Regions from separate parts of the Mus musculus genome. Here all the other regions are linked to region 1. Evidence: chromatin loops called from intact Hi-C (ENCODE). Cell type or tissue: left cerebral cortex. All regions are shown on one strand.

Region 1 (4,000 bases):
ACAAAACGAATAAAAAAATTACCGTACATTTTATTCCTAAGAACTGGGGGGATTTGGGTCGCCACCGCCCTCCCCCCGCCACCCCCCCCCCCCGTGCAGGTCGCTGTGGGGGCGGGGCGCCGCTTTAGGGGCCAGGTTCTTGCAAAGGGGGAGGGGGATAGGAGAGCTGGGGGGGGAACTCTGCTTCCACTTTCCTGGTTTACCCGTGGGGTGCGCTGAGTGCCGCCCCCAAGATTGGAGACTGTTGGGTTGGTCCGGGTTGGAGGGCCAAGGGGCCCGGTGGCGTCGGGGGTCTTTCCCTGCAGGGTGGGTGGGGGCTGTCACCACGTGGCTTCGCCTTTTTTTTTTTTCCTGCTCCATTTTTTTTTTTTTTTCAAGTCGATTTTATTTAGAGGCGGCGCCAGGGCGGCCGCGGAGAAACGTGACACACCAGCCCGCTCGCAGGGGTTTCGGACCGAAGGGAAGGAGCCGCGCCGCGTCGTCGTCAGCCTCCCCTGCACTCGGCGGGCACTTCTCCCGGGCTCACCCAAACTCTCCCGTGACCCCCGCGTGCCCTCAGGCCGCCCACCCGCCCGGAGCTCCGGACAACTTCAGGGGTGGGGTGCGTAGAAAGTTTGCGGCTCCCGCCGCCCGTCTCCACGCCTCTCGGCCTAGGAGGCTCTCCGCCCGCGCCCGCCCGGCTCGGCCTTGCCTGGAACCGTGTCCTTGCCCCGCCACCGCCACCATGAACAAGCTTTACATCGGCAACCTCAACGAGAGTGTGACCCCCGCAGACTTGGAGAAAGTATTCGCGGAGCACAAGATCTCCTACAGCGGCCAGTTCTTGGTCAAATCCGGCTACGCCTTCGTGGATTGCCCCGACGAGCACTGGGCGATGAAGGCCATCGAAACTTTCTCGGGTAAGAGCGCGGCCACCTCCCCGGAAAACACACACACACACACACACACACACACACACACGAAATCCCGGAACAACGGGGACCTGCAGCTCCTCTTTTCCTTGCCGGCCAACTCTTCCCGGGTCCGGGAGGGCTCGGCCTCCGTCTTCGGTCCCCAGCCTCGCCCGGCCTCCCTCGACGCCTTCTCCCGGCGCGGAGATATTCGGGATTTCCTCACCCCTTCCCCCAGCCCGAGGCGCTCGTGGCGGCTCCCTACACCCCTCCCCACCGACGGGGCGGGAGCCCCGGTTGGCAACTGGTGGGGGTGGGGGTGGGGGTGTCTCACGAACACTGGGGTTCGGGTATAGGCGTGGTTTCCCCGATTCCCCCCCGCCCCTAGTCAGCCCCCCATGCGCTAGAGCACCCCCAAAGCCCCTGCCCTCCGTCCCGGGCCTTTCCAGGATGGGGGTTCGCGCACCTCAGCTCTTCCCGCTTTAACTAGGGACTAAGCCCTGAGGCAGGACGTGGGAGGAAGGGGCTCCCGCCTCCCGCCCAAGGCCTGGGGCTTGAGCCATTTTGATTTGAAAGTGGGGCGTGAGCCGGGTGGCGCGGCGGCGGTGGCGGTGGCGGCGGCGGGTCGCCATGCTGCTTCCCGAGACGCCGAGGCTGGGCCGAGAGGCGCGCGGCTACCGCGAGGGACCCTCCGCCCCGGGCCGCGCCGCCCCGGGGGCCCTCCGCTAGCCCTGTGGCCCCGACCCGGCCTGGTCGCCTAAGCCCTTCACCGTGGCTCTGCTGGAAAATAAAGTTTTAATTCTCTACTCCCGCCCCACTTCGCGAAACGATCCTGCTTTCGCCTGTCTCCTTCCTTCTACTTCTGGAGCCGCCGAAGCAAGCGCGCTCACACAAACGCTCACACCTTTCCCAAATCTGAGCAGGCTGCTCAATCAGCCCACGTGATTAATGGAAATAAAACGAAAAAAATTGAAGAAAAAAAAAAACCCAACGAAATTACGGGTTCTACCAAACCCGGAGCAACCTTTCCCCCCACAGGCCTCTGCAGCTGGTGCCTGGATTTCTAGGAGGCCCCAGGAACTCTAGAATTTAGCTAATGTCCCTTACTCACCCTTCCACCCCATCCCTCCCCCATTTCTTTACACTCATTCATCTCTTTTTTTTTTCTTTTTTTAAATCTTCAGGGAAAGTAGAACTGCAAGGAAAACGTCTAGAGATTGAACACTCAGTCCCCAAAAAACAAAGGTAGGAAAAGAGTTCCTTTTGGGAAACAGTAATATTTAGGGGTCCATAGCGTCTCCAGTGGAACAAACCCATTACTGGCCTTTCCACCCCCACCCCCAACTCCGGATGTTGGGGGCTGGGAGAGATTGGCTAGGATCGTGTAGTGGTTGTTTTATAGCTTTAGAAGAAATCCAACAACTTGGGATTGGGGTGGGCTAAAAGACATTACTTGAAAAATTAAAGAGAAAAAAAATCAATAGAGCAGGAACTCTGTGGAGTTAGTTCATAGTGTGGGACTGGGACCATTTTCTGTATGGGAGTTTAAATATGGAGAATTCAAACTAATGGTGGTGGTGATTTTTTTTTTTTTATAACTTTCTATCAGGCCTCCTTTTTCCTATGTTTCTCATCTTTTTTATAACACAATTTGTTAGTAGATTTGAGAGTGTTCTTTTTCTACTGGGGGTGATTAATGAGCAACGTACCCCATTCAGATCTCCTTATGCTGGCCTAATAATTTCTGTTATAGGCATGGATTTTGTTGCCCCCCTACACAGACCCTCATCCCCAGTCCCTCGCATCTTATAGTACCTCATCAACTGGATTTTCAATGAATGTGCTTTGGCCGTGCTATCCCTTTCCAACCCCCCCACCCCCACTCCTTCAGTCCATTGTTACAAGGGACCATCTGGGGTGAGCTTTGTGCTGAGGCTGTGAGCTGGGGCTCTTTGGAGGGTCTAGAACTCGGAGGATGAATGGGTGTGTGTGTGTGTGTGTGTGTGTGTGTGTGTGTGTGTGTGTGTCTCCTCTGGTGAGTTCTTTTTACTCCGTATTCTCTCTTTTCCGCCAAATGGGGTATCTCCACCTTTAAAATTTCAGGATGGATTTCCAGTCCCCTCGAATTCCGAAGTCTGCGGTTGAACTCTGGCAGTGGAGTGTTGAGGCAGGGTTTCTCACATCAGACTTTGTGAACGCGTTGTTGACAGTGCAGTTTTGTTTCCTGTCCTTAGTTGGGAGCAGCCCTCAGTCCAGTTTTGGTCTTCTCAGTCCCTCTTTTCAGCTGGGCACGTGCTGTATTTCTGAAGTTTTTTTGGCCCTTCCTAGGTGGGAATCTTGTGTGGGTGCTGTGCTTTGGGGGTGGGGTGGGGGGTTTGGGGGGTGGGGTGGGGGGTGGGGTGGGGACATATGTTTAAAGAATTGAGAAAGTTTAGCTGGAGATCATGTCTGTCATCTGTGGTTTGGCTTCAGAGTTTTAAGTCACTGAATTATTGTAGCTGAAGAGCATCACTATGGCTTGTGTCTAGGTTTATAGAGTATGTGGTTTGTTGTCAAATGCTTGAGGCTGTTGCTGTTAGAATTAACAGAGGCACTAAAATTGGAAGGAAAAAAAGCTTTATTTGAAAAAAATGGAGATGGGAATAATACAGTGGAGATCGTGAATACATGGACTCAGAGCTGTGTTGATGGGAGATCTAATAATTGGAATTCTGAAATGTGTGGTCACTTTTCCTTCCTGCTCTTGGGGATGATTTACATTTTAAAGCCAAGGAGGCAAAAGAGAAAGAAACAGCAAAGTGTGGTGAAGTGGAACTCAAAACATTTATATTTTAATTTTCATAGTGCCCTGTATTTGTGGGTCTCTCTCTTCAAGCCATCTGCTGCCTCTGAAGGCATTTCCACCCAGGCTTCTTGTCCCCACAAATGCCTTACTCGGGGCTCTTTTGAGTTGGAATGGAGAGGGGATTTGAGAGAACTAACTTCCTTCCTTCCTTCCTTCCTTCCTTCCTTCCTTCCTTCCTTCCTTCCATTTCCTCCTTTCACGTCCATAATAAATTAGATTTTTTTGTGGGCTCCCTTTTCTGAAATAATTTTTCTGAACGAAACAT
Region 2 (4,000 bases), 170 kb before region 1:
TCACTGGGCTCAGCATCCAATAGCTTGGCCGCCTTAGGTGCCAAAATAACCAACCAGCCATGTCTGCCCAGTACAGAAGGAATCAGCTATTGTTTGGCCTTCCTTCCACAGAACAACAGTTGGCCCGCTGGAATTTTCACTCTCTGAGCAGTCGTTTCTGGGATCCTAGTCCTTACCTGGGATGGATACCCCTCTCTCTGACCCAGGAGTCAGCTTACAAGAGGGAGCTATTAGAGACTGACAAAAAGGATTTTTTTGTTTCTTGGTTATAAACACACGTAGAATTGTTTATTTTTTTTAAAAGTCAGTTCTGATATTATCTCTGTCATTGGCTTAGCCCATAAACAGGGCCAGAGAGCTATCTACATTGGTTTTTGTTTGTTTGTTTGTTTGGATGGTTTGGGTTTTTGCCTGTACTGTGCTTGGGATGAACTCAGAACCTCATCATAATACTGAATTACATCATAAGACTCGCAAGACCCACAGTTTTAAAGTCCTAAAATTCCACTTTAATTTTTGTCCTCAGGCGTCAGTCTTATTCTTGGTCTCCCCTGGCATGGTGTTACAAAGCCACAAGCGCGCGCGCGCGCGACAAAAATGAAGCATTTGGGCAAATAACAGACTTTCCCTTCGCCATTAAACCACGTTAGACCAGTGTGGTGGAGTTGGAGGGTAGGAGGAACTGGATTCCAGGGATCTGCTTGGTTGACTAGGATTGTTCCTTCATCTTTCTTAGCAGAACCTCCAGGGAGCGGGTGGGAGAAGCACCCTTTGGAGAGGCAGAGAAGAGAAGCTGCTAGTTTGGAGATAAGTCATCCTGTCCGTAATTGCTAAAAACTGTTGCTTCCGAGCGACTGCTCTTTGAAGGGATGAAAACCCTGGACCCCTAGGCTGTTAGGAAGCTAGTTCCTAAGTCGGAATAACATTATACTCTTCCCAGGGCTTCTTTTGGCCGGGATCTCTGGCAATCCCCACCCTGGCCCAATGCCTCTCCTTAATGTGGTCGATGCCTATTTTCCCAGTGCCCTATACCGTGCCCTCCCCCGAAAAAACGGGATTCATCCCTCAGAGTTGTTGAGGCCCTTGTGACCACAAAATTGCCTCCAAGATTCCCCGTTTCCCACTACATCTCTTCATCTTTCTCTATGCCTCGGTTTCCCTGCCTCCCCCACTTCACCCCAAGGGACTTTACAGGCAACTATCTATCCAGTCTGGAAAGGGGGAGATTCTAGTAAACTTACGGGAGAGGGTTAGATCTCAGACGCGTCCTAAATCTGCCTGCAGTGGAGTCGGAGAGAGGGCAGAGCAAGCCGAATCACAGTTCTCAAGCTTAGACCCAAGGGCACCACCAGCCATCTCCCTAAGGACAACCCACGATTGTCTGGAGCTTCCAGCCCAGCAAAGGGCCAGAGGATCCCAGGCCGCCCAGCTGGCTTCTCACCAAGTCCTCGGGTGCCCAGGACAAAAGGCCGCCTTGCTTTTGAATAATGCCCGGGAGCCCGTCTCTAGCCTGGTGCCGCGCGGGCCGCAGTGGTGGGGCGGGTGGGAGAGCGAGCGAGGGGCTTCTGGCCTCCTGCTTCACCCTCCCCAACTTTGCTTTCTCACGGGCGTGGGGGAGGCAGAAGAAGGAAGCATCGCGGACTCCGGAGTGTTTCTTCCCATTAGGGACTTGGTGAGCGCCAGATCCCATTCAGTGTCTCCATTCCAGGGCACTCCCAGGCGCCAATCCCAAGACAGTCCCCGCTTCCGCAGTTGACTGGAGAGATCCAGCCCTCCTACACCCAAGTGTTTCCACCAGTGGGCTCTGGAGCCCCAAGGCGAAAAGCTTAGAAGTGTACTGCCAAGACGTTCTAGAACCAGGGAAGCCCCGCAGGAAGAAACGGGTTTCAACTTGAAATAGAACTGTCAGAAACCGAAGGAATTTTTGGTGTAAACGGCACAAATAATTTGTCCTTCCCACTCTTTTGTCTGTGGTTTCAGCTATAGAGACCTGATCTGGGGATAAGCAGAAATTGGTATTTATCCCCTCTCCTCCGAACAAATCAGTTTACACAATCTCTCAGTTTAGGCACTGTTTTGAATTAATCTCTGCAAAGTCCTTTCAGAGAAAAAAAACAAGTGATCAAGTCAATAGCCTGATTTTTTTTGTTTGTTCTAATTATCCGAGCAAAGCCCACATTTAGTCGTAAAGATCGTAGAGATGAGCTCTTAACAAACAGGAAGGTAGTTAAATGAAACCTTTTTATATTGTCGAACTTGTTCTCCTTTACCGCCTAAGTATTAGAAATAAACACCACTAAAAACAACAATTGGCTTATTTTAACCTATCGTTTAAAATGGATAACGCGTGCTAAAGAATTCCAAAGTTAAAATGGTTCATATGTTGATAAGGAAAGTAACAACTCACTCACTATCTTAGCTTGGGAAGCTAAGGCAGGATTACCACGAACTTGAGGCTAGCCTCGGTTACACAGTGAGGGGTGTGTGTGTGTGTGTGTGTGTGTGTGTGTGTGTGTGTGTGTGTATAAGGAGCCACTGTTCTCAGAGTACAGGCTTAGCAGAGATGGCTGCTTACCACATTATACTTTACCTTTCTTTCAAAACCCTAAGTCTGAAGCATGGATGGATGCCTTTCCCCTTTAAAGGGCTCAGCTTTACACTAATTTACTTGATGATGGATGGGGAAGTAATTAGAATGTGTTCTTGACTTTCTTTTCCCTTTTCAACATTCAGCTACATTCTAGACTCTAAGGACTGAATAAAATCGAGGGGTCCGCATAAATAAAATTTTCATTGGAATTGGACACAATAAGCATTTTTGTAGGCTCTAAAGCAGTTTGTAACTTGCCATGGTAGCACATGCTTATAACCCTAGCACTCGGGAAGAATTGTTGCCACAAGTTTGAGGCTAGCCCGATGTGGACACATGTTTTAAAAAGGCAATCTATATTCTTTTTTTTTTTTTTAAGTACATTTGTTTGCTTTTGTGTGTGGGCATGCCATGTGGCCTGAAGGTCAGAGAATAGCTCCCTGAAGTCCGTTCTCCCCTCCCATAGTAGGGGTCCCCAGCATTGGGGGTTGCACTCAATTCTTCAAGAATGACAAAAGCATCTTCGCCCACTGAACCCTTTCACTAGTCCGGCATGTTCTTTTATGGAGAACTATCCCCATCCCGTTTTCCCAATCAAAAAGAAAAAAAATTGTTAAGTAATTTTCGTTCCTATGATGTGTTTGCTGAAATGTGAAGTTTGGGTTTGGTCTACAGAGACTGTGTTCATGATAGAGAGAGTGAAAAGTGTCTCTATGTGTGCTAGAAATTTTCTGACAATTTTTCCTGGGAGGTGGAGGTCGGGTTGGAGGAAGGACAAAAGGATGTGCTCTTTGAATTATGGCGCTTTTTAAATTATTATTATTAAATGAAGAGAGAAGTCTCATTTCTCTTTTAGCATTTCTTGCTGTCTCTGACTCTTTAAAATTGAAAGACATGGATAAGTCCCTTGGTGGACCATAATGGCAAAATGCTTGTGGCAATCTTGAAGCCTTTACGGGTTACTAGCCCCTCCGAAGGAGCCTCCTAAAAAGCCCTGGAAGGAGATAGGGCTGGGGTCCTCAGGATCATCTATCTCTCCGTGTACCCGGATGGAAGGTCGCGGAGATTCCCCCATTGGACTCCAGTTCTCAGTGAAGGAGAAAGAACGCGTTCGCCAGCCCTCCATTCAGCCCTCCATTCACGTACGTGTTCTCTGAGAGTGGGCAGCGTCTGAGGATGGGGTACTCGGGGAGTACGGGAGTACGACAGCAAGCATTGGGCTGGAGTGCCAAGTCCGCGAGGCTAAAGTTGGGGTGCAGTAGGAAAGTTAAGATTGAAGGTGCCGCGTGACTCCAGGAAAGTTTTCCTGCTTTTCTGGGCTCTATCCCCAAAGAAGCCCCCTATTACATTGGGGGTCCTTCGCCCCCTCCAGTTGAGGACCAACTGCCCGCCCAAGCTTTGCCAGGATGG
Region 3 (4,000 bases), 310 kb before region 1:
CATCCTTAGTTCTCACTCATTCAGCCACTCTGTCCCCACCCCCCAAGACCAAGGTTTTAAAATCTGGTGCAATGTCAATGTCTATAATAGCTTTCCCTTTCTCTGGCCCCCAGCGGACTGGTTGAGTTAAGCCAGATGACTCTTCTTCCACGCTGGTAGTGGTACCCTCTGCTATGGATGGGTTGGGAAAATACTCTCTAAGGCAGCCAGTTTGGTCTGGGGTGGCAGAAGTCACTCTTCCCTTCCCAAAACCTTTTTTAGCTTGGGACTTTGGGCCACTCCAAGTCTATTACAGATTTTTTTTTAATTTGTCATTATCTTCTCCTAAGATGAAGGCAAATGAGACTTAGGAGGAGATCAAACAAAATAGATTCTCTCCTTGCCCCTGTAGCCTCTACTCCTCAGGCCCCAAGACTTCCTCTCTGGACTCCACCCCCACCCCAGAGAATCTCACTTGAGAACTAAATAAAAATAAGATTCCAAACACCTTTTAGTTGGGGTGGGAGGACCTTGGGGTTAAATTGACTTGAAACTTGCTATTAACCTTTTTCTTCCTCATTGGCTTTATTTCAAAAGTCATCTTTACAAAAGCTCTCAGGTTTTCTCCACTGTGGAAGGACAAACACCCACAGTACAACTCCTATAGCGAATGTTTAGAAGAGACTGTGATGGCATCTTATAATGCAATAATCACTTAAAGACCAAAATAGGCATATGCTTTGTTATTATCACGGTCTCTAGGAAGCATTTTACTTATGAACTAAGCTTAATGCATAGACTGAGGGTTCATTTCAGGTCGCCTGCTTCAACTCCATTTACAAAGATCTCCAAGTGATCATTAGGTATTTTTCCATCACACTTGCCCTTCCCTCCTCCAAAGAGGGAGAGAGGGAATCCGGATGAACATCCAAACGGAGGCTTGGGAGAGAATGAGAGAGCAAACGACTTTTCAATGCCCTAGTTCTTAAGCACGACATTTAAAAGAAAGGATGGAGAATTAAAAAAGAAAAGAAAATCTCTAGCACTGACCCAAAGTCTTGAACTCAGCTTCCTGCAACTAGTCTAGGAACTAGGGGTCTGGGAAAACAGGGGACATCTTTCAGGTGGGTGAGGAGCCTGCAGTTATCCCCTTTAGGGCGAGCAGGGTGGGACTGATGTGAGAATCAAGCCTTCACCTTGGAAGCCTTCTTTTGGTCCTGCCAAACGTCCTGCAAGGACGTGTGGGTAATTGGATTTTTTTAAATGTGTGCGGCTGGGTAGGTTTTAATTAAATTTCATGTGGTGACTCAAAGGTTATCTTTGGGAGAGAAAATCGTGTGGAGGACTCGCCACGCCCGGAGCACCGTCTTTTGTGCAGCTCTCCACCAAGAAGCCTCACAGTTTTAGCGGAATGGTCTCTTCCTTCCTCAGTTTCCCCTCTCTCAAATATCTGCCTTCCCCCTATCTCGTTTCTGCTGCCTCCACCCCTTCCAACCCACTCTTGCCTTCCTTACCTCCAGCAGCCCAGGCTCTCTCTTCTCTCTTCACACATACAGCCCCCTCCCCTCCCCCTCTTCCACCCCGCCCCCGCCGCTAGACGCCTGGGCCGCCGGGATCACGCATGCACGTAAACTTTTGACCCTCCAACTTTGCGACCTCTCCGGCAATAACACAGGCCTCACAGCCCCGGGTCTGTGAATACTGCGGAAATCAAAGAGCAAATCACCTTTCTTGTCCCTCCCCTTTGGCCACCTTGCGCACCCCACCCCAAGAAAGAGCTTTTAGGTTTTTCAGTAACTCCTAGGGGTGGGGTGAAGCACGGACCCCACTTCCTGCATTTTCATACGTCTCTTTGGTTGAGATGCCAGCCAAGGCTTTTGACCGCCCACCCTCCTTCATTCCTGCCTGAAAGAGTGAGGCGGTGATTCCTGAGAGAGGGCCTATGGGACCCGCTGAGTGGCAGAGTGGGTTGGCCAGAAGAAGAGTGAATTCTAAGGTGAAGAATAGAAAGAGCTTGAGGCAGGGTTTCCTTGGGATCAGAAGAGTCTACTGTGCCCTTAGGGGTGAAAGGAGAGCTCTGTCCTAACAATGCAGACCCAGCGGGGCCCGGGGCCACCTTGAGCGGTCGCTCTCTAGCGTCTCTAAGACCCCAGCCTGGCTGTGAACTTGGTCTAAGGCGGACTCTACTGGCAGATCCGGGAAGTTACAGCCTCTGCCTGCCCGCCAGCGCAACAGCCCTGCAGTGGACCAGCGCGCTTTCGGTTTCCCATCTGCCCAAAAACCACCTCTCAGGTTCCCATCTGTTGCAGGGAAAGGTTTCATTTCTCCTTTCGTAAGGTCCTTTTGGAGTTGTTAAGCAAGAAGGAGAGAGAAAAGAGAAGAAAGAGAGAGAAGGGAGGAATAGAGAGAAAGAGAAAAATAGGTGTGTAACAGCGACTCCAAATTCCCCCAAGAAGCGACTCCCTACACAGTCATTTTCTCACCATTGGCCTGCTAAGTGCTTGGTGCAATGTTAACTGCCCCCCTTTTCACTTAGGGATGTTTGGGGGGTATCTGGAGGTTATGAAAGGCAGCCTCAGGCCTAGAAATTATCCCTTGCTGAATGATTCATCCTACCCTACCGGGATCTGAAGCCAATGGCTTGCTGCTGCAACCCTAGACGCTGAGTCCCAAGGTCTCAGGGCAACCTGCAGCCACGTGCACTCGGTCCCCAGTCCTTTAAGAAAGGAAGACAAGAAGAGCCAGGCCTAGGAGCCTTTGACATGGGCATGAGGCCGCAAGGTGCTTCCCTTTGTATCCATCCTCCTTTCTCAAAGGAAATTAAAAGAGGAGAAACAGGAAGGCAGGAAGTTAAGGTAGAAAGGAAAGGAAAGGAAGGAGAGAAAGAGAAAGTAAAATTTAAGAAGTGCTATGTACTGGCCAACAGGTTCCAAAATTTCTCGGATTTTGATCCTATCCAGGACTTTAAACCACCACCACTTCCACTTGGAATTACTAAATCAATGAATTCTCAATAAATTCGTTAAAAGAAAGGAGGAAAGATCACCTAAACCTGTAGGCATACCCCGGCGTGACCTTCAAGTGGCTGATGGGTAGTGAGGCCAGCAGCGGGTAATGTATGCGGCAGAGGCCTGGAGCCCCCACATAGGCCGGCGCTCGCACCCCTCCACCCCCGTCTGCTGACCTCTGCGTGATCCCGGACTCTATGAATTATTGATGAGATATGAGCGTTGATTTCCCCTTTCAGGATGCAAACTCCATTATATTGTTAAAATGGCGATTTAATCGTTGAGAATAGCTTTGGTGTGGGTTTTTTCCCCCAACTCATTTGCGCCTCCTTCCTTTTCATTTAACTCTCTTAATTAAATCCTTTAACAGATTTTAATCACTTTTTGGAGAGAAGAGTAGAAGGAAAAGGAAAGGCCACAGCACGGACAACAAATGGGACAGTAAAAGAACCACTCAAAACAATCCTGAAAACCATCAGAAAGCTACTACCTTTTGGGAAGTTGAAATGAAGGCGTGGAAGGCTGTTAACGCCACTTAAAAAAAAAAGTGGCTTTGGGAACCTCCACCAGAAACAGCATCAGCAAGCTAGAAAGACGGAACTGAACAGGGAAGACTCATTAGAAGCCTAATCTAACCCCTAGAAGATTTTTGAGGGAGTCCAATTGCAGCAACCAAGTCAGGCTTACCCCTTGCTGATGTCCAAGGACTTTGAGCTTGGGAGGGTCACAGGATTCTCGTGGGCAGCAACTCTTCCTATCTGGGCCTCAGGGACACTTAGGGAGAAATGGCCATTCTCCATAAAGGGCCCCCATTGCTCCCCTCCCCCTTCCCAAACAGCTCAGTTTCCATGTGGTGTCTGGGTTAATTAATATGGATGTGTAACTGCGCTGCAGCAATCGATAGCCCTGCTGTGGGCAGATCCCAGCCCCAAAATCCAATTACTCTAAAAACCTCCAAAAAATGAATAAAGTGACTAGGAGTGCCAACTCCTAAAAATGGGGGAGGGGAGATT
Region 4 (4,000 bases), 90 kb after region 1:
ATGGAGTTGGAAAAAATGGCTTTATTCTTTCTTTTGAGTTTCTTGTATATTCTATGGCAATCCTGTCAGGTGTACAGCGGGCAAAGATCCTCCCTCCCCCACGCTGCATTCTACGAGTTATATATTCATCTAACTGGTGTGTAACTAAGGGTGACCCTGGATTCTGATCCTCCTGCCTCAGTGACTATATCTTTCTTACCCGGTTGGATATTTAGGATTACTTTGTTTTTAGCCGTACTTCCTTTCTGGGACACGGCAAGGTATACTATGTGTAAGCAGACGATTGCACACCGTCCTCTGCATACCTGAAACTAGCCGCATGCACGCAGTTTGGCAGGATCAGAACAACAGTAGGATCCCATTCTCGTCTCAACGGAGAAGAGCCCCCCCCCCCCGAAAACCACCCCCAACACCTTTCGAAAAGGGTTTCACAAACACAAATGCGGAACGATTTCGAGTGAAATTCGCTTTTTTCCTACGTCCAAGCAAAAAGGCATTATGTGGTCCGATAGGTCATTGTAAGAGAGATTGGGCTACGGATGCGGCTTTGTTTTCCTGTCACGACAATTTGCGGTAGAGTGTTAGGGGAAAGGTAAGGACAAAGGCTGAATTTGAGGGAACTGAAATTTGAGCTGTAGAAGGGCCCGAGATGATAGGGAGAGCTAGGAGTGGACTACGAAACTGTGTTTCTTTCTAGGGTGGACAGAAAAGCTTGATGACCCGGGGAGGCTGAGAAAGAGAATTAATTTGGAAAGAAGCGCAGGGGCCGGGTTGCGGGTTGCAGGTTGCAGCGAGCGCCCAGGTTATCCAGGCCGTGCTAGGACACGCCTTGAAGCCCGGAGGACCGCTCTGGAGCGAGAGCAGATAGAGCGGAAAGCCATTTGCCCGGATGAGGAAAGCGGTGGCACGGGATCGTACTTTCTCCAGCTTCACCTAGTTCATCCTGAAGTTTGGGTAAAACCCTGAATCCTCTCTATCTCCCTCTAAAAGACCTGCCCACCAAAGAAATGGGGGTGAGCAGAGATGGCTTGCATTTTTAGCCCCGAACCCAAAGGACATAAAATACACCAAAGTGGGTTGAGACGCTGCTTACTGTCTGATTATCCCCAACTTGCCTAGATTTCTTCACCTGAAAATCAAGCCACAGAACTGTCGTCGGGGCTGTTATAGTTTATACAAGTAAATAAAGCGTTAGAACCTGACTGTAACTCTTCTAGTAGGAAAAGCCTGGGCGTTGGTCACCGGAGGGATCATGTACCGGGACATAGGCTCCTGGCGCCGCACAGCCACAGTGGACCAACTTAAATAGTGTCAAAACCGTTGGAACACATCCTGGACGCGAGGCAAGGTCCAGCGCCTGGGCGGGGGTTGTGCGAGGTAGGCGGGCGCGGTCCCTGGGACTCGCAGCTCATTCCTGCTCGCGTCCAGACCTGCGGTAGGCAGTCTGCAGAAGTGGCTGGAGCGAGCTGCGATGACTTCCAGGTAGTGAGTGTCCCTGGGCCGGAGGAACGTGGGCACGCGGAGTTGGGGAGGAACAGGTGTAACGGCGGCAGCCAGCAGTGCTCAGACAGCAGGCAGCCGGCTGGTGGAGCCCGGGGAGTCTTCGCGTGGGTGACAAGGATCTCCCGGCACAGTGCGTGCCTTCCTGGCTAGACATCCCGCTCCTCTCTCCCGTCTCAGACGCTGCGCCGGCTCAAACCCGGAACCGGTTTTCCCATGGGAAAATCCGACTTGGAGGTTGATCTCCAGGGGGTGGGGGGCAAGTCCGAGCGTGGGGTCGTGTCTTGGGGGTGCCGGGTGCGCTGAACGGGGATCAGGCGCCTACCTGACTGAGTCTGGTACCCAGCTGTAGGATGTGGGTTTAGGCAAGTGTAAGAGCCTGGATCCCTGAGTCCTTTCCAGAGAGTTTTATAGCAGCCCTCACAGAGCCAATGGGTTTCAGAAGGTTGCATCAGGAGTAAGAGGCTCAGCTGTACCTCAATGCACCGCACAACACCGTGGAACGCTGAAGAGGCTGAACTTAGGCGTGTTCGATTAAGTTTTACAAAACACTCAGAAGGATCAGAAACGAGTTGTGTGAGTTAGAAATCATTTTGGTGTGTTACACACACCTCCTCAAAGTTTCTCTCTCTCTCTCTCTCTCTCTCTCTCTCTCTCTCTCTCTCTCTCTCTCTCTCTTTCTCTCTCTTTTTTCAAAAGCAAATGCAGTTAAAGGGAGGGGCATGTAGCTCTGATGGTGAAGTGCTTGCCTGACACTCAGAGGCCAGTCACTACTACTAAACTACCTGGAAGGCAGAGGGCCACAATTCTGAGGCCAGATGGACATCCGATCTGATCTCAAAACTTTCAAAGGGGCTGAGGAAGTTCCTCAGTGGTATACGGTTTGCAGACTCTGCACCAGGACCAGGTTTGGGGGGGGGGGGGTTGTTTGTTTGTTTTTAAAGCACACATTTGTTCCACAAAGGATTTAGGGAGAGAGTGGAGGAAGGCAGATATTGGGAGTCTGCTGTGCATTGCTAAGGAAGGGCTTCAGGAATCCCAGAGTCCTTCAATATTCTTTCTAGCTTCCTGCTTCCTGCATGTGGGAGGAGATAGGAGCTGGGACTTCTGTTTCATAGACTCAGTCAACTTGAATGATGCTAATGAACACAAGGCTGGCACATTTTGGGCCAGACTTTGTTTTTCCTTCACTTATAAAGAGCTAGAATTGTACCCTTAGATCTACGATTTTCATCTCTGAAGTCTGCTATTTTCCTGTTTTGACTATACAGTGCTGGCCAGTGTGGCCTTGGGGAAACATCTCTTCCAACTTCTGACTTTCTATTTCTGAAATGGGACAGTTTCCCTCAAAAACAAACAAACAAATAAACAAACAAAACCCACACAAAACCAACCAAACAAACAAACAAAGCCAAACACTTCCCCAAATAAAACAAAAACCCAAGAAGAGATTAGTGTCCTCTAAACAAAACTGACTATATATTAATTATTCCACTCATTTCAAAAGCCAGTGTGATGGCTCATGTCTGTCCACTCTTCAAGGTCATCTTTTGCTACATTGTGAGTTTGAAGCCAGCCTGGGCTACATGAGACCTTGGCTCCAAAGGTGGAAAAAAACGTTCAATTCATTTTATACGCCAGGAGCACCTAGGAGAGGGCTCCAGGATTATGTCTCTGTAAAGTGGACTGAAAAGCCTGATGAAGGAAGAGGGGGGCCAGGATGGAGAGATGCACTCATTCCTATGCAGCACTGATTCAGGGTGGAGCGGCTGTGTTCTGGATTCTCCCAGCAGCTCTCCTAACAGTTCCTATGAAGAATATACTGCACGTATCTCCACTTTACAGTGGGGGAAATGGAGGGAGAAGGTTGTCTGAGAACCATGCTGGAAGGAGCTGATTGGATTGTAGCAATTGTTTACTAGAATTTTATTTAACCAGTGTTGAAGAACTTTCTCTCTCTCCTCCCCCCACCCCCCACCCCCTTTCTCATTTTCACACACTCACTTAAAAAAAAAGAGCTAGCTACTGGATAGTCCCTACTATGTGCTGGGTATCTTTTTTGTTGTTGTTAGCTTTTTTTGTTTTGTTTTGTTTTTTGTTTTAGGGGGGGTTTCGAGACAGGGTTTCTCTATATAAGTGCTGGGTATCTTTTTTTGTTGTTGTTGTTGTTGTTTTTTTTTTTTTTTTTTTTTTGAGACAGGGTTTCTCTGTATAAGTGCTGGGTATCTTTTTTGTTGTTGTTGTTGTTGGGTTTTGGGGGGGGTTTCGAGACAGGGTCTCTGTATAAGTGCTGGGTATCTTTTTGTTGTTGTTGTTGTTGGGGTTTTTTTGTTTGTTTGTTTGTTTTGTTTTGTTTTTTCGAGACAGGGTTTCTCTGTATAAGTGCTGGGTATCTTACTAGGTTCTGGAAACACAAAAGTCCCAACTTCTTGGAGAAATGGTAACTGTGGTGTATTTGGCACCGACCGGCATCGAAACAGATGTCCTGGGCAAAGGCTTT
Region 5 (4,000 bases), 740 kb before region 1:
TAGCTCAGCAAGTTCCCATCTGCAGGAAGCAGAAAGCTAGGAAGAATTGTTTACCAAAGACGGACATACCCATTTTTCAGCACAAACCATTCTGTGAGGAGATTTTTCCTGAAGGGATAAGGAAATGGTTGGCTGGTTAGCTGGTGGTTTTGTGACACTGGAAAGGATGGGAGCCCAGCGCTTAGCTAAAACCTTGAGTCATTTGGCGGCCTCTCCAGGCTATTTTACACTGTGCTTAAGGTTCTTGGCAATCATTTTCTCTTTTTCCATTATTCAGAATTTTGGTCTATAGATCATAACACAAATGAGTCATTAAATTTGCTCCAATTGAGCCAGTTTTATTTATTGTTACGTTTCAGGGAACTTGCTATCCTGATGATTGATGGACCTGCTTGTCTGAGGAGATAGGTGTTATTAAAAGGGAGAGAGAGAGAGAGAGAGAGAGAGAGAGAGAGAGAGAGAGAGAGAGAGCGCACATTGGAAGGTGGGTCAGCAAAAGCTGTTGGGGGTTCACAAGGACAAGTCTACAAAGCCCAGGCCAGCTTAAGAACAGAGTGCTCTGAGGAGACCGTGTGATCCACACGGAGGACCTGGGAGCACTTGAGCGAGAGGGAGGATACAGCCTGAATGTCCTGAAGAGGGTGTGAATGAACACATGACCTCGCAGCCAAGGCCAGGGAGGTGTGTAGGATCTGTGCACACCAGATGCTCTTGGTGATGGAAATGTGTGTGAAAAACTGTGTGCAGTGCAAGCAGAGGCCACAGAGAAATCATGGAGGGAGGGGTAAAGAGAAGCAGGTTTGTAAAGAGAGCCAGGAATGGAGCAGACAACTTACACTTCACCTACCAGAGAGAGGGGAAAGGCAAGGTAAACATTTACAGACGGGAGGAAACAAGGTGCCCGGTGCAGAATTCAGGAACAATAGAGGCAGCCCCATTTCAGAGCTGATAGAATTGTGATACCATGTGAGACGGGCATATTAATATGTATTCCATAAACTGTGCAGCTCGCAGCTCCGCCACTCTGTTTTGCTCTGACCGCAGTACCAGCCTCAGGCACCGCAACACAATTTGGAAACAATGTGACGGAAATGTTTAATCTGCTCGGCCCATCTGTGCTGCGTATTTCTCCAGATCTCCCTGAGAGAGGCGCCTTGAATCTCCACATTGCCTTTAATATTCTCCTAAATCACTTCCCCACTGCACTTCAAGGGCCATTGCTACAATATCACAGGTTCATCTAAAGTGCAATGGGGAGGGGGGTCGGGAGGGAGGCACAGGCTGGGAGATTTTTTATTTTAAAATAATTTCCAGAGATCGTCTTTTCTGCTTCCTTAAAAAAAAAAAAAAAAAAAAAAAAGAAGAAGAAGAAGAAGAAAAGTTATTCTATTGTTGCTGTAAGGTTATTGAGGTTGTTTGGTACAAAACAGGGTAGGACAGAGTGGAATCATTCTCCAAAGAATTATATTTATTAATCTCCATTCTCTCAATTGAGCGTGGGAGGGGTGAGCAGCTGCTTGTTTCTCATCTCTGTTTTGCACCTTGCTAGGGTGAGGTGCTCATTAGGGGCTGTGGCTCTCCGTTCTCATGGCATTGAATTTGGGCTTGGTAGTTCTCAGGGCTAACTCTGCTGCTTTGCAACAAACAAAGCAGTATACATTTAATCCCTGCCCAAGGTGCCCTAATCAGGAAAGGACACTTTACATTTTAAATTTGGGCAGAAACCCATAGGTTTTCTTTCCTTGTAGTGCAGATACTGAGTGTTGGATTCCTGCTGCATTTCCACACTTGATTTCGCCAAATTCAGCTATTTGGGACTAGAATGTGGGTTCGGTGAAAGAGGGGACAAGTCGCTGTGTTTTAGACCCTAGATGAATGGGAGAGAGTTGCACATCACCAAGAAAATTAGGATTCCTTTTGCTTTGTGAATTAAAGAAATGAATAATTTAATCCTCAAGATTGTTCCGGCGAGGGAAAGGCGAACGTCCCAGTTGCGGGGGCCCTACAGCCTGTCGGTGTGTTACATCATCTGCACACATAGGCGTTTCCATGACAACAGCTTATAGCTTCATTTCCTGGATCCCTCTAGGGGGTGTCACAGCCAGATCCACCTGCTTTTCACCCTACCCTCGGTGGGGTCATGGTAAGGTCGCCAGAATAAATGAACGCGGGTACTAATGATCTGTTTACTGCTGTTTATGCTTGGTGTGTGTCAGGGGCATGCACATTTAGAGAGCTCATTATGGCTGCAATTAGAATGCACCATCGCTAGATATTTAACTCCTTTTTCTTTTAAATTAGCATTTTAATAACATTCTTTGAGCAGAGAAACAAAATGACCATTTTTCACGGACAAACTTCTAGCTGTAGGTGCAACTTTAATGGCAAAGTTGCGAAGGGGAAAGAAGGGAGAGAGGGGGAAAAAGGCCATTTTTACTACTTTCACCCCGCCTCCCTACCAAAAGGATATTTTTATTTGCTTTCTAACACACTCAATTTCCTAAATTTGTTTTGAATCCAATTATTTTGGGTGGTTTAAAGTACCGTGCTCTTGTTGGACGGAAATTAGCAGCGATTGAAATTAACTTTTTATGTGACCTGTGAAAGGGGCTAAAATAATTACAAGTGTAGAAGAAATCCTCCTTCCAGGAGACCCTAGCTGTAGGACTGGGCTGTGAGACCATTCTCAGAACACCTTCATACTGCCACCACAAGGACTTTTTTTCTTTCTTTCTTTAAGAAGGTGACTGCTATGTTTGTCTTTAGAATTATCTTACAGAGCGTAAGTGGTGACAAACACGCCATTATACGCAGGATAAATAAGAATCAGATAGAAAGACAACAATAGCGGGGTATGAATTACCATTTTAAAAAGGTCAGATGGTGGGAGCCTCCAAGAGCAGGAGAGTTGGAGCAGAGATGAAGCAATGCCGACAGAGACGGACTTGGTCAGGGTATTCTGGAGGCATAGCTTTTTAGGGACCAGACGACACCTTCTCTAGGTGTTTACAGATGCTCTGCTTGTGTAAAGTGCAGTGAAAAATAACAATTTGAATGTTTCGATTATCTTTCCCAGTCCCTTCCATTTTCATTATTTATTTCCTATAAATCGGGACTTTGCTGAACATAATTCTGCAGACAAGGAGGTGGAGGGGACAGCTGATGTGAGCGTGGAGATAGATGGTGGGTGCGTGCAAGATAGATGCTATGCGTTTATGAAAAGGGAAGGCAACCGTGGTGAGCATCCACAGGGTAGAACAGGCAGGCATGAGAACATTTTATGGATGGAAAAGGTGTAAGGAAGACGGTGGGAACCGGCGCAGTGAGCCTACCCTCCCGGAATCCACGTCCAAGTTCTGCCTGAGATGTCCCACGCTTGCTGTGACTCCTGTGAACCTCATGCGCCTTTCCATGACAACAGACAGGATTTCACAGCCTTGGAGGCTTGGGAGGTCAATAGTTGAAAAGCAAGAGTTAGAAAGAGAGATCTTTATCCACAGCAAAACAATCCCAGAAGTCATTCCCACCACACTACACACACACACACACACACACACACACACACACACACACACACACACACACACACACACACACACCACACACACACCACACACACACCACAGAAGAAGAAAAAATTAATGATGCAGCAGGAAAAAAAAAAAAGAACCTTTCTAAAAATGCAAGTTTAAAATGTTTATGCTCTCGCCTCAGCCTCGCTGCACCTTAGAATCTGCCATTTCATAAACAAAATACTGATGGCACAGACTATCATTTGGTGATAGCTACCCCAGGACATATCTAGATGCACTTCTGTTATTTTAATTAAATACTGCATTATGGTTTGTGACAACTCCATAGCTACTGCGTAAATGAATTCCGAATTAAAGTGTTACTTAGGCATCCAGTAATTTTTGTTTCAGTTCTCAGTTTTACAAAGCAAATAGCTATAAAATCAAGATGTTCATTCATTTACAGATGGGGGAAGGATTGTTGTTGC
Region 6 (4,000 bases), 250 kb before region 1:
GTGGCTATAGTAATTCATGTACTGTGTGCCTAGAATTAAGTATGATGCCTGCAAAGAGAATATTTAGTAAGTATTAATAGAGTAAGGAAGACAGAGATAGGAGGAGGAGGGAGGAGGAGGAAGAAGGAGGAGGGAGGAGAAGGAGGAAGTCTCCTTTGTTCTCAGAGAACCAGTCTAGGTTGGAGGGCAAGAGAGCCTCAGCCTGTATGTGTGTAATGTATTCTTTTGACTTAAAGCAGTGTCCATAAAAGTGAGGCCCTTTGAACCTCTTAGCCTGTAAACTATCTCTTCAATAAGGAACAGCGAATTGGGGCAATTATCTGGCTCATTTCAGGTTCAAACTCCCTGTAGCCTGAAGTTTCTGGATCTCATGGGGTAGGTGGGGGAGTGGGGATCTGCAAAGCTGGTTGTATAAGGGCTTCCAGGTGACTCCTTTGCCTTGGCTGAGGTGTGTGTGTGGGGGGGGGGGGGTGTCTGCCATATAAAGTGAATGGGGGGAGGGGGATAGGTAAGCAGAAGCCTGAAGTGAAACAGAGCATGTAAGAAATGACTGGAAAGAACTGGGTCTTGCACCTGCCAGGAAACCTTCCATATAGGTGGAGACTTTTGCCCGGTGGGGACTTTTTATTCCACATCAGAGGAACATTTTCTGAGCTCCTCCCCCATGCCCAGCACTGGGCTGAGTTCTGGGCCTCCTGTGGGAGACACACTCCACCAATTTGGCGTTGCTGACTTGGCAACCAGCAAGAGGTCTTGGCTCCTGGAAACAAGTCTAGGGATGTGTGAAAGGGGACAACCCTGCTGGGCAAGAACTTCTGGCCAATCACTGTGTGTCCTTTTCAGGGCCTAAGTAATGGCTGCAAAGGAGGAGCCAGAGGGTCTGGAGCACCCCCCCCCCCAATTGTCTGATGGAAAGAGGCCAACTCCACTGTGGGGACCGTCCTTTGAGGGCGGGGTGGGGCAAAGAGGGGTGAAAAGATGACTAGAGGCTTCTGACCCTCAGTCGGAAGTTCCTGAAAACACCAATTAGCTCTCTTTAATTAGTAAAGTAGAGAGCAAATGGGTATATATTTCTTCTGCTCTGATTAAAAACATTTAGGTCAGGTTGTCACAGTCACGATTAGTCAATTTAAGCTGTCCCAAGCAGAAAATTGATTATTTTTTTCTTTTCATTTTCAGGCAGGGGTTTAAATACTATTAGCTAGCTAGCCATTGGTTCCTTGCCATAGAGCAGAGCTGTTGGGTTTGGCAGCTGAGAGGCAGGCAACTAACAATGGTCAGGGTCCTACCTGCTCCAAGGCATGATTGTTTGAAATGTACAGACAATGGAGAAGAGCCAGGAAGGGCATAGGTTACTCACATAAGTGTGTACAAGAAAGCAGGTGATTTCCACACCCCATCATTTGTTTGAACATAGCCCTGGGGAGGGGACTCCTACTCTCAAGGTCCTGAAGAGGCCCAACTTTTTTCGGGGTGGGGGGGAGGATCTAAGTGGCTTGAGTATAGCTGGGGTAGAGTGCCAGGACAATTTTCCTAGCTAGAGAAGAGAAGTCCTCTTTTTGATGGGCTTGAAATAAGCCACAACAGAGGAAGACATTAAGGGAAAGTAGGGAGGTCCCCTGGGATCACCAGAGGTTGTCAGTTCTTCATGTCTCACAAACAAGATGATAAAGAGATTCAGAAGCAGGCTGGGGCTGTAGCCTCATGGCAGAGTGCTTGCATAAAATCCACAAGACTCCAAGATCAATTTTCAGTACCAGAGGGGTGTGTGTGTGTGTGTATTCTTTTCAAATCCTTCTCCTTTTAGTTTGATGTTTCCCAACCTCAGTTCAAGGCCTCAGCCCCAGGCAGTTAGAGGCTCTGAGGAAACTCAATGGATGGATCAGTACACTGACACAGAAGAGCATGGATCAGTACACTGACACAGAAGAGCATGGATCAGTACACTGACACAGACCACAGAGCACTACATTACTGAGGATCCTTGGCTTCCATTTCACAGGGTACCAGCTAGAGGACAGTTAGGGAAAGTCTTCTCTTTCCAGGAGTTCCCCTGAGGTTTTTTGCTTGTTTGTGCTTCTGTTTTGTTTTGTTTTGTTTTGTTGTTTGTTGTACCTAACAGTCTGCCTAAGCCCAGCCTCCATAGGAATTGGTCAGACTGCCAGACCAAGATCAACATTCTCCAGCAAAGCTTCCGGTACTGCTTCATGCTTCAGTCCCCTTGGTCCTGGGGAAGAAAGGCTAGCTTACACTGGGAGTCCAGACACTGCTGCTGTCTCAGTGTTTTCTTTTTCTTTCTTTTTTACTTCTCTCTCTCTCTCTCTCTCTCTCTCTCTCTCTCTCTCTCTCTCTCTCTCTCCCCTCTCTCCCCCTCTCCCCCCCCTCTCCCCCTCTCCCTCTCCCTCTCCTTCCCTCTCCCTCTCTTCCCCCCCCTCTCTGACAGAGATTGTGTAGCCCTGGCTATCCTGGAACTCAGAGATCCAAATGGCTGGGCTGTTGTTTTGTTTTGTTTTTTTCTCCAAGACTTTCACTATGTAGCTCTCTCTGCTTTCGAACTCACTCTGTAGACCAGTCTGGGCTCTAACTCACAGAGATCCACTTTATTCTGCCTCCCAAGTCCTGGGATTAAAGATGTGGACTGCTATGCTCAGCCCTGAGTATTTTCAAAGGTGCAAGGTGGCCTGGCAAACACGGAACTACCAGCCAAAGGACAAGAAGTGAAATCTACATAAACTGACCAATATTTGGTTTCAGTGTTTTCCAGAGACTGGCCCCTTCCCTCAATTCAAATGGCTCTTAGTCTAGGAACTGAGTAGTCCTAACTCTGCCCCCCCCCCAAGCTATGGGATTTAATGAAGACTACATAAAAGGGATGGGATCATGTTTTTTTTTTTTTAATCAATTTTTAAAGTAACAGTGAGTGCCCCTAAAATGTTATGAACCAGCCCCTCTCCACCCGCTGCTGTTCATATACAAGCAACCAGAACTGAATGAGAGAGCGGTGAAACTTTGCTTGGAAAAACCAACTAAAGGGGCAGCCATGTGTACCACAAAGCCCTGTGGGTACTGTCACTGGCCTTCCCTAGAATATCCTGCATCTCTCATGGGTGCCGCAAGCTCTGGGACAGAGGCAAAGCAACCTACAACACACTAGTTTTTGCACACTTGCCTTATGATGAAAATGTGCCTACTGTAACCAAAGTTTTAGGGGTTTCTCCACCAGGACCTGAACCCTCTGTGGCTACTTACTGCCTTTTCTTGAGCTGATCCACAGAGCAAGTTTCTGAAACCATTTCTCCCCTGAAAATGTCTTTTTCTTGAGGGTATATTTTGGTCTAGAGGAAATTTCAGCTTCATCACTTTAGGGCTAGGTCTAAGGAGCCAAACTGGAGACTCTTGAGCCTAGACGGTCAGTGTGTGATTACTTCTTGTGACCTCTTGAGTTATTTTGGTCTGTGACAGGTATGTAGAAGTAGGCATTTAGTTTTAGATACCTAGAGGTAATAAAACCTTCCCCAAGGGCCGTCAGAGAAAGAGAAAATAAAGGGGAAAACGCATCGCTGGACAAGAGGAGAAAGATTGAACACTATGGACAGGTGGAGTGATCAAAACCCGGATGCTGAGAAGGGCCCAGAGGCGCGTCTGCAGTTCCAATCTTTACTCCGAGGTTAATGACCTCATCAGCGCCCCCACGTTCCAAACAGCCCCATTACAGCTCCTCCGGCTTCTTAATGTTCTTTAATTAATTGGCCGGCTCCAGAAGATGGAAGTGTTCCTTTGCTGGGGACCTAGTAGGGTTTTGCAGGTGTCTGTTAATGGTGGCAAGGGAGGTGGCATCTGAAAGAAGAACCCCAGAGCTGGGAAACGGGGCGGGTGCAGTGGAGTTGTGGCTCGGAGGAAGCAAGCAAATTGTTCCCAAAGGTGGAGAAATATTCCTCAGCTCAGGGATACAGAGACTCGCCCAGAGGATGCTCATTCGGTAAAAACCGAGGAAGCCTGC
Region 7 (4,000 bases), 200 kb before region 1:
GAAGATGAAAATACCCAGTTCTTTATTCCAAACAGTCTTCGGTAGGAACTGGGAGACAGAGCATCCATGACATTATCCTGATAATTCACTCGGCCACTTCCCTTTTGCCACTGTGAATCTGCCTCCTGGCAATTTTCTCCGGCCATAAATGGAAGGGCCGGAAACTTTGCAGGAGTTGACCAGATCTGGAGTCTCCTTAACCTTCCTCCCGGGGTTTGTGGAGGTGCTCCTGGAAGAGACTCCTGGGCCGGATCCCACCCGGGCAGAATCCCATTCTTCTCACCTCAGGCCCCCAGGCTAGCCGGGCTCTCCCTGACCGCAGCTCGCCCGGGGCCACCTTCTACCCGGCATTCTACAGCCAGCAAACACTCCCACATCCCGCCGTGGACATCCGCTCTCCTCAGGCTTCCAGGATCGGGAATTCCTAAAACAAAAATGATCACAACCAAACAAAACAACCACAGTTCAGTGGTTGTTTTCAGTACCCGCTTCTACGGCCCTCTCACCAGTCACGGGCCTCGGCTCTCAGCAGATCTCTGGGAAAGACGCACTTCGCCCGGGTTCCCCGGCTGCAGTGGCCGAGGTTCCTCTGCGGGAGACGGGAGACGCCCCGTTGCCCGAGCTTCTGCACCCTCGTCCTGAGACAAAGATCGAGCACATGCGAGGTTTGGTGGTCGCTCTGCGGGCAGGGGGACCTTCCGGGCTGCAACAAGGGTAGTGAGGACCGAGCAGCAGGGTGACCCGCCTCTGATTGAGCGCTAGCTGGAGCTGTTAATCCTTTGTTATTTATGCACGTGTTTATCTTGATGGCGAGAAAAGATACTAGGGGGCTGACTGCTTAACCCAAGGTAAACTCCGGGGAATGGAGAGTGCGCGAGAACGAAAACGCTAGTCACGCGGAGCCTAAGGCATCGGCCTCATTTGCTCTAAGGCCTCAACGACGGGTTTTGGGTTTTTTTGTTTTTTGTTTTGTTTTGGTTTTGTTTTTGTTTTTTACACTCCGACCCTGTTCGTTCTCCCAGAAGACAAGGACCTTTAATAAAGTAACGCCTGATTTAGAAAGGCCAGGTCTCTGGCGCTCCAGGTCCTTCCAGAGCCCCCTCTGCCCCTTTCCCCTCCACCCACTTCTCACACTCCCGAAGGGCTAAAGGAACGTTTACAACCTGACTCAAGTTCAATGACAAAACCTTGCTTGGAGGGGGAGGGGGAGCGAACTTCACCCATTGAACCAAACAAAGGCTGGCGCTTGTCTCTGACAGGGAGTTGGGTGTGTGTGTGTGTGTGTGTGTGTGTGTGTGTGTGTGGTGCCTGCCTGAGTGGAGGAGCGGTGGTCAGAGTCTGGAAGGGCCACAGTGTCAGGTTCTGCCCTGTTTTCCAGGCCCCTGTGAGATACACCCCTCCTCCCTACCTCCATCCAGAGAGGGAAGTTCACGCAAGTCTCTCGCTGGGTCCTATAGTTTCCTACTTCCTCTCCTGTGTTTTCCGCGCGTATTTTCTTCAGTTTTCGATATTCTGAACATCTTTCCAGTTCCTCCTGGAACAGGGCTTCTACGGGAGAAACCTCTCCAGGTGGCAGCCTGTGTGCCTCCCTCCTGTTTCTCCATTTGTCCTGACTGTAATAGTTGGTAAATATGTCCCTCTACCTCACAGGACAGAAAACATAAAATGGAGTCCTCAGCGCGGGGAGGGGAGCAGTGAGGCAGTAAGACCTAAGAGCTGACAGGGAATCTAATCAAAATTAGGGGCAGGCATTGTGTCCCCCCAGGTCTCTTCTGCCTTCCACCTCCAGTGGAAACTGGCATGCACGAGGTGCTTGAAGTGAAAACTGAGTTGAACTAAATGATCACATGCGTTTTTTTTTTTGTTTTTTTTTTTGTTTTTTTTTTTTTTTGGTTTTTCCGAGACAGGGTTTCTCTGTGTAGCCCTGGCTGTCCTGGAACTCATTTTGTAGACCAGGCTGGCCTCGAACTCAGAAATCCGCCTGCCTCTGCCTCCCGAGTGCTGGGATCACATGCGTTTTATTTACCCTGTTTTCACACTCAGACAAATCTACCCAGTCCCCAGTGAGGCAAGGGCTAGAGTGTTTGTAAAGCACCTGCCCTCTGTGATCTAAATAGAGAGTTCCAGAAGGAAGCAGGTGTTTGTCACTGCCTAGGAAGAAGTTTGTTAGAGGGTGGGAAAGACTGGCTTCCTGGTCTGTCTTCTGGTAAAGACCTGGAACTCAGAAATTAAGAGAAGTCCCCTTTTGGGACCAAGATTCTACCATTTTGACACAAATAAAGTGAGTGGCACTATTGTCTCCATTTCTTTACTAAGTAATGAGTTCAGGGTGGGGGACAATAGCCCTGAGGGACACTAGAAAAGGTGCCAGTTTGGGGGAAATTGGGTATTTGCTAAATGTCTGCAGCTGAACTTACCCACCCAAACTTCAAGTTAGCAAGTTAGTACTCTCAGGAGGTGACCTATCCCATGATGCTTCATGATGCTCCTGTACAGAAAGGGTTCAACACTGCTGTGTTGGGACCCCTTCCAGTGTCTCCTCGGAAGCTACCACAGGAACTTCTGAGAAGGCATTGAGGAGAGGAAGGGAGCCAGAGGCCCTGAGGGGAGCTGCGACACTCTGCCCTGGCATTGTGTTAATTTCCTGTCTGCTAGTAAATCATTATCCTTGTTGGATCTTGTCTAGCTTTCAACACAGGTACAAAACGTTTTAAATAAAAATGAGAACATTAACAATATTTATTATTTTTTTTCTTGCCAAGATTCCATCTGGTCAAAGACAAACTTAAAGCCACATGCCCAAGGTACCCAGGGTACCAGCAAGCCTCTCCCTAGCCCAAACCAAAAATGTCCCGCATACTTCGAAGCATTTTCTTTGTCATTTTTGACCCGAACGACATCCCTTCAAAGGCCATCAAGATGCCCCTGACAGTTGCCTCTGAGAGAACCTTTGAGGCCTTTCCTCTTATTGCAGAGACTTCCAGTGTCCCTCAGTGCTTGAGCGACATTCCTTCAAGGGCTTCTAGAGGCAGATCCCAAGTTGATACATAAGAAACGCTCGGTTACAGAAAACTGTATGTTAGTTTACAGTTTAAAAGAGAAACTCTTGCAAGCAGTAAACCAAACAAAGAGGATAGGATAAATAACACTCTTGATTGGTCTGCAGAGGTGGAGATGGGGACCCAGTTGCTTCTAGACCCTGAATTCTTCAAACATCTGCCCAAAGATTTCAGCCTGCTCTTGAGATTCCCACAGCTAGAAGAGGAACCCAAGAACCTAACTCTGGGGTGAGGCAGAATCCCTGGCCCACCATTTCTGAGGCTAGAGAGAAGGCTGAAGAATCTACTCTGCTCCTAGGGTAGGGGATATTTGGAGCAGCGGCTCCCATAAGGTCTCTGGGTAGTAGTAAATGCAACCACCAGCCCCAGCTTTCTCAAAGGCCAGAGATGTGCGTTTTACCCTTCTACCCCGCCCCATATTCCCCCTCTCTCCCCATAAAGAATTTAGCATTTAGTAGAGTGGGGGAGGGGGAGGGGAGACCACCAGCCTGGATCTTCAAGTTCAATGGCAAAGTCCCTGACCCCCACAGACTGGGTGCCCACAGTCGTTGCTTTCCTCTTCCCATAATTCTGGGGGCTACTGCATTCCTTTGCTGCCTCTCCTGTTTCAGGGGGCAATTAGGGGAGGCTAAGGGTAATGGTGGCATTCTTTCTTTCACAGTCTCGGACCACTCCGTGCCCTTCCCCCACCCCCCACAACTAGTAGTCGTGAAAGGAAGGCAGGCTGGCATCTGTTCCCCCATTGGATGTTTTGAATCTCTCTTCCAGCCCCAACCAGAGCCGGGAGGAGGGACGGTGCCCCGCGCTTGGGCAGGAGGAGGTGGGCGGCTCCTGAGTTTCCCCTACGTCTGCCCCGACAGAGAGTGTTCAGGTGGGTGAGCTTGTGGTATAAATGCCTTTCAAAAACCACTGAAACCTCTTCCCTTCGTCTTTTCCACCAC

What was found. Hi-C counts contacts between places; a loop is a spot of excess contacts. Peaks named below come from ENCODE experiments on the same cell type or tissue, not always from the same donor. Only the 100,000 strongest peaks of a DNase experiment are listed, where the experiment ranks them.
Region 2: it touches region 1 in a loop (3-fold over the local background); 3 of 42 quality-filtered maps call a loop at or near these places.
Region 3: a loop joins it to region 1, with 4 times the contacts of the local background. A loop is called at or near these places in 2 of 42 quality-filtered maps.
Region 4: it touches region 1 in a loop (2.3-fold over the local background); 2 of 42 quality-filtered maps call a loop at or near these places.
Region 5: it touches region 1 in a loop (5-fold over the local background); 3 of 42 quality-filtered maps call a loop at or near these places.
Region 6: it touches region 1 in a loop (3-fold over the local background); 2 of 42 quality-filtered maps call a loop at or near these places.
Region 7: it touches region 1 in a loop (3-fold over the local background); 11 of 42 quality-filtered maps call a loop at or near these places.

The regions. Positions count from the first base shown.
Region 1 is chr11:96,002,358-96,006,357 of GRCm38, reverse strand. Igf2bp1 (insulin-like growth factor 2 mRNA binding protein 1) reads left to right here and starts at 414. Exons shown (of 15, transcript NM_009951.4): 1 at 414-899; 2 at 2,075-2,135. The coding sequence starts at 725. In left cerebral cortex, no CTCF peak of the experiment used is centred here; DNase peaks (open chromatin) are centred at 670 and 1,764.
Region 2 is chr11:96,175,357-96,179,356 of GRCm38, reverse strand. No RefSeq gene overlaps it. Among named protein-coding and RNA genes, the nearest start is that of Hoxb13, 17 kb to the left of the region's middle. In left cerebral cortex, no CTCF peak of the experiment used is centred here; no DNase peak of the experiment used is centred here.
Region 3 is chr11:96,309,911-96,313,910 of GRCm38, reverse strand. It overlaps a transcript of Hoxb3 not described here. Among named protein-coding and RNA genes, the nearest start is that of Hoxb5os, 5.0 kb to the right of the region's middle. In left cerebral cortex, a CTCF peak has its summit at 2,163; a DNase peak (open chromatin) is centred at 2,209.
Region 4 is chr11:95,912,302-95,916,301 of GRCm38, reverse strand. B4galnt2 (beta-1,4-N-acetyl-galactosaminyl transferase 2) reads left to right here and starts at 1,431. Exons shown (of 11, transcript NM_008081.3): 1 at 1,431-1,482. The coding sequence starts at 1,472. In left cerebral cortex, no CTCF peak of the experiment used is centred here; DNase peaks (open chromatin) are centred at 830, 1,225 and 1,533.
Region 5 is chr11:96,740,293-96,744,292 of GRCm38, reverse strand. The region is part of intron 10 of Skap1 (src family associated phosphoprotein 1); the gene reads right to left. Among named protein-coding and RNA genes, the nearest start is that of Snx11, 35 kb to the left of the region's middle. In left cerebral cortex, a CTCF peak has its summit at 2,093; DNase peaks (open chromatin) are centred at 1,047 and 2,011; H3K27ac peaks cover 277 bases.
Region 6 is chr11:96,255,936-96,259,935 of GRCm38, reverse strand. All of the region lies in intron 1 of Gm53 (predicted gene 53), which reads right to left. Among named protein-coding and RNA genes, the nearest start is that of Gm53, 6.3 kb to the right of the region's middle. In left cerebral cortex, no CTCF peak of the experiment used is centred here; no DNase peak of the experiment used is centred here.
Region 7 is chr11:96,200,207-96,204,206 of GRCm38, reverse strand. It overlaps Gm30134 (a long non-coding RNA gene), which reads left to right and starts at 581. Exons shown (of 3, transcript XR_001780305.1): 1 at 581-665; 2 at 3,167-4,000. Gm11538 (predicted gene 11538) reads right to left here and starts at 753. Exons shown (of 2, transcript NR_108029.1): 1 at 507-753; 2 at 1-424. In left cerebral cortex, no CTCF peak of the experiment used is centred here; no DNase peak of the experiment used is centred here.